Regions from separate parts of the Homo sapiens genome. Here region 1 is linked to region 2. Evidence: read pairs that join two places in POLR2A ChIA-PET (ENCODE). Cell type or tissue: OCI-LY7. All regions are shown on one strand. Region 1 overlaps GRID1 (glutamate ionotropic receptor delta type subunit 1). Region 2 has its middle 50 kb from the start of GRID1.

What was found. Peaks named below come from ENCODE experiments on the same cell type or tissue, not always from the same donor. Only the 100,000 strongest peaks of a DNase experiment are listed, where the experiment ranks them.
Region 1: POLR2A ChIA-PET joins it to region 2 with 11 read pairs; 4 of 35 experiments call an interaction of 5 or more read pairs at or near these places.

Annotation. Positions count from the first base shown.
Region 1 is chr10:86,354,354-86,356,853 of GRCh38, forward strand. The region is part of intron 2 of GRID1 (glutamate ionotropic receptor delta type subunit 1); the gene reads right to left. Among named protein-coding and RNA genes, the nearest start is that of GRID1, 11 kb to the right of the region's middle. In OCI-LY7, no CTCF peak of the experiment used is centred here; a DNase peak (open chromatin) is centred at 1,338.
Region 2 is chr10:86,416,039-86,418,538 of GRCh38, forward strand. No RefSeq gene overlaps it. Among named protein-coding and RNA genes, the nearest start is that of GRID1, 50 kb to the left of the region's middle. In OCI-LY7, no CTCF peak of the experiment used is centred here; no DNase peak of the experiment used is centred here; H3K27ac peaks cover 1,943 bases.

The sequences.
Region 1 (2,500 bases), 62 kb before region 2:
AGGATGGAAAACATGGTGGCCGGGACACAACAAGAACGAATGCCTGCTGAGCATACTATGTGCCGGCACCCACGCCCTCAATGGGAGAATGAGCCCCAAGGCGCTAAGCACCCCTCTCTCGGGCGCCATGGTGGACTGTTGCTCACCACAGCCTCCCTCCTGCTGGCCATACGTCCTCTCTAGATCCACCACCACAACCCCAAGGCAGGCCCATTTCACAGATGTTGAGACTGAGGGTCAGAGAGGGAATGCGATCTGTTCAAGACCACACAGATAATCAATCAGATTTGGGAACTGAACCCACACCTTTCCACCTGACCCCTTTCCACCAAATAGAGCAAGGTAGGCCTGCCCTATGGCCAGGTCCCGGGGAGGCAGGGGCAGGCCAGTGGGATTCTGGCCACTCTATGCACTCAGAGCAGACAAGGCCACAGTAAGATGGAAATACCGTGCCGTGACAGGCCACAGGTTCCCAGAGCCCCAGCCTATACAGATGGCTCCGAGCAGCCTCCATATGAGCCATGTCGTCAACACTAACCTCCTTCCCTGCTCTCTTGAGACACCCAGAATGGCTGGGGCTCAACTCCAAGCTGCACATCTCCCCCGCCCTAAGTGGGGCCAAGGCTGTGGGAACCTGCTCACACTGCCCAGCCCAGAACAGGAAGTGAGAGGAGGACAAGTCTCCACCACAGACCACTCAGGCTAGTAAGATCACAGCGACCTCCACCTCTTCACCCAGCCACTGCCCTGTGCTCACCCTGGGCTGGGCTATTCTAGTGCATTTCCTCAACTGATCCTCTCAGCTGTCCTCTATTCCATTTTACAGTCAGGGAAACCGAGGTTGCCCACCCAGAGTCAGAAAGCAGAGCAGGGGTGGGAGCCCCAGTCTGTGTGAGACAGCCACCACACTCCCGCCTCTTCAGCTCCTGGACACCCCACGGATGCTCCAGTGGAGGCATGGGGAAGGGCCAGGCTGAGCACAGTGGGGGACCAGGGTGGGCCAGGTGGAGATGCAGTCTCAGAGCCCAGCTGCCTCATCTAGGGTCTGTTGAGGGATGAGTGTGAGGGAAAACTGGAAAGATGGGGCCATCAGGGCCACATGTCCCACACCTGGGTGGAGGAGAAGGGGCAGCCTGGGCTCAGGACCACCCTAGTCCCCCAGCTAACACCCCCCACCTCACCCACTGGTAACCTACACTGCCTACAGCTTGGACCTAGAAACGGAAGGGGCATCTCATACCCTCCAGACCACTCTGCCCACACCTCAGGCCCAGAAAGGGGAACTCTGGGTTCTCCTTTCTTCAACCGTGGCCATCTGCCAGGAAACTGGCTGTTTACAGGCTGGGAGGAAGGGCTCAGAGAGTCTAGCTGAGTTGTTGGACACAGACCCAGCTGTCTTCCTGGGCCCAGTGCCTGTCAGAGAGGGCAGCACCCCAGAGAAAGGGGCTGTCACAGGCCAGCAATGGCAGAGAGATGCGTGGTCTCTGCCCCAGCCCACTGCCATTAGCAGGAGAGGGCTGCCACTTCGTGGGGCAGCAGGGGCAAGACGTGGGAGTCTATATGAGGGACAGGGCCACAGGGCTGAAGCCGTGGAAAGTGCAGACTTGCCAAAGTCCAGCTACGGGGACAGGGGGAGGTCATGGGTGCTGGTCCTGTCGGTGGCTGGGCAGAGAACCCAATCTTTACCTCATGACTAGCTCAATGGTCCTGAGAGCTGGGCTTGTCCAGGCACTAGTTTACAGAGCACAAGATTGGCAGACATGGAGAAAAGCAGAGGTGCAACCCCAGCCTAGGCTGGGGACCCAGGCTTCCTAACTTCCCAGCACATGGAAGGGCTGCCCAGAGGTCTGCAGAGGAGGGACAAGTCGCTGAGTACACAGTGGGGTATCAATGGGAGCCACAGATTCTGCCCAACTAGCATCCCGTACCCAAAACTGTTTTTTGCTTTTTGTTTGTTGCTGTTATTTTAATGAAACGCCAAGGAAATAGGAGGGCTGTTTAGCCATGAATGGTAAAGAGGCAATTCTGTTGCTCACCAGTTGTTTCCAGTTCTCTCTGCTTCCAGGCACATAGTAGGGCTGTGCTTCCTGGATCCCTTGTGACTGGCTGTGGCCACATGGCTGGTTGTGGCCAACGAGTCATAAGCAGAAGTGATGTGAGCACATCCAGGCTGAGCCCCCCAGAGCTCTCTTTCCCTCTGGCACAGCAACTGGCAACAACCAAGTGAAGTGACCATGAGGGACCAAGCTCCCCACTGACCGGCAATGGACACACAGCAGGAGGAGGAAATACTGTGTCATGAAAGCTGCTGGGAGTTTTGGATTGTTTGTTACTGCAGCATAACTTAGTCTCCCCTGACTCATACAACGGGAAACACAGAACAAAACCAAAGGGTGGAGACCCACAGGCACAGCCATGGGTAACCAAGTGTAAAAAGAATCACATCCAGGGATGGAATGGGTTAGAAATTATCTGGGAAGAGGCAGGGCAGAAGGGATGC
Region 2 (2,500 bases):
GGTCATGCCCTCCCAATCTCAACAGTTGAGTCCAGGAAAAAACTCCTCAAATAAAACCCCAAAAGCCACATACCTTAGGATTTGTGCTGATTTTTCATTTCATATTGCAATTGTCCTCCCCAAAATCACCTTAAATTTTTTTTTAAGCACTTTCTTTCTGTTGGTATCAATAGCATTGTTACTTAGAAGGGGTCGGCAGAGGGTGCTGAATATTGAGTCATATCTGTTGCCTACTCTGTTGCCCAGGCTGTTGCCCTCACTCTGTTGCCCAGGCTGGAGTGCAGTGGCATGATCTCGGCTCACTGCAACCTCCGCCTCCCAGGTTCAAGCGATTCTCCCGCCTCAGCCTCCTGAGTAGCTGGGATTATAGGCGTGCACCACCATGCCCGCTAATTTTTGTATTTTAGTAGAGATGGGGTTTCACCATATTGGTTAGGCTGGTCTGGAACTCCTGACCTCAGGAACTCCAACCTCTGCCTCCCGGGTGATCCACCCACCTCAGTCTCCCAAAGTGCTGGGATTACAGGTGTGAGCCACCGCGCCCGGGCTTTTTAGTACATTCAAAGGCTTGTGACTAGGAAAGTAAAAAGCTCAGTCTCACTGGAAAGTGATAACTTCATTTCAGTACATCCCCATTTCAGAGCTCAACTCTCCAGTTTTGCAAATCAGAAATTCCTCGGGGTGGTTGTGAGAAAAACCCGCAGTAAAAATTCTGTTGTTTTCTATTCTCAGAGAAGTTTAGGTTTTCAATCAGGCGATCAGTTAGTGTTACTGGACAGCTAAAGGGATCATTTTCAAAGCACACCAATCTTCTTTACAGGTGGGCTTAGACTGTCTCACCTGCTGCTTCCTAAGTCTTGATTGTTAATCAGCGGACAATGGCTACATTCTCACAACATCTTTGCGCGGTTTGAGTTACTCCCCTGTTCCAGGTGTCTTTAAACACTTTAAATACCCTGAACAGACTAATTTGGATATTGACTGTTTTCACTATTAGCCACTCTTTTCTAAGATCATTTTATTATTTATGTATTTATTTAATTATTTTTGAAATGGAGTCTTGCTCTGTCACCCAGGCTGGAGTGCAGTGGCACAATCTCAGCTCATTGCAACCTCTGCCTCCTGGGTTCAAGCGATTCTCCTGCCTCAGCCTCCTGAGTAGCTGGGATTACAGGCACGTGCCACCATGCCCATCTACTTTTTTGTATTTTTAGTAGAGATGGGGTTCACCATGTTGGCCAGGCTGGTCTGGAACTCCTGACCTCAGGTGATCCGCCCACCTCAGCCTCCCAAAGTGCTGGGATTACAGGTGTGAGCCACCATGCCCAGCCATGTATTTACTTATTTTTGAGACAGTCTTGCTCTGTTGCCCATCCTGCAATGCAGTGGCACAATCTTGGCTCACTGCAGTCTCTACCTCCTGGGCTCAAGAGATCCTCACACCACAGCCCCTCAAGTAGCTGAGACTACAGGAGCACCACCATGCCTAGCTAATTTTTTTTAATTTTATTTTTAGTAGAGACAAGGTCTTGCTATGTTGCCCAGGCTGGTCTCGATCTCCTGAGTTCAAGCGATCCTCCTGCCTCAGCCTCCCAAAGTGCTGAGATTACAGGCATGAGCCACTGTGACTGGCTGAGGATTGTTTTAGAGAATCAAGACGTTCAGTAAACAGATCCAAGAACCATTCTTAATTTTGCTCATATTCCTAAAGAATGAAGGAGTGGGCTCATTTTAGCATTAACTCATTTGCATGATGCTTGTTGAAATATACATTACCTGTAAACCACACAGGAACTGTTAGCTATAGATAACATGGTTATTATATCCACTGCCTCTGGCAATAAAGAATACTAATCTGCTTCACAGAGGTCAGGTTTCCACTGAGCTATCAGGACTATTCTAACTAACCTAAGTGTGGATTTCTAGCTGCTCTTGAACGTAAGCAGGTCATCATTTAGATATGACTCAATATTCAGCACCCTCTGCTGACCCCTTCTAAATAACAATGCTAGTGATACCAACTTTTTGTCTGTTCATTTGTTTTCCTGCCTTTTTCAACTTATTTTTAATACACAGGAAATGAATAGGTATATTCTCATTTAAAAGAAGTCCAGGCTGGGTGTGGTGGCTCACACCTGTAATCCCAGCACTTTGGGAGGCCAAGGTGGGAGGATCACTTGAGCTCAGGAATTCAAGACCAGTCTGGGCAACAGAGTGAGACCCTGTCTCTACAAAAATAAAAAAAAATTAGCTGGGCGTAGTGGTGCATATGCCTGTAGTTCCAGGTGCATGCCTATACTTCCTATAGGTGGGAGAATCACCTGAGTCCAGGAGTTCTAGGCTGCAGTGAGCTATGATAGCACCACTGCACTCCAGCCTGGGCAACACAGTGAGACCCTGTCTCCACAAAAAAAAAAGAAGAAAAGAAGAAAAAAAGAAAGAAGAAAAAGAAGAAAGAAAGAAAGAGAGAGAGAAAGAAAGGAGGGAAGGACGGAGGGGA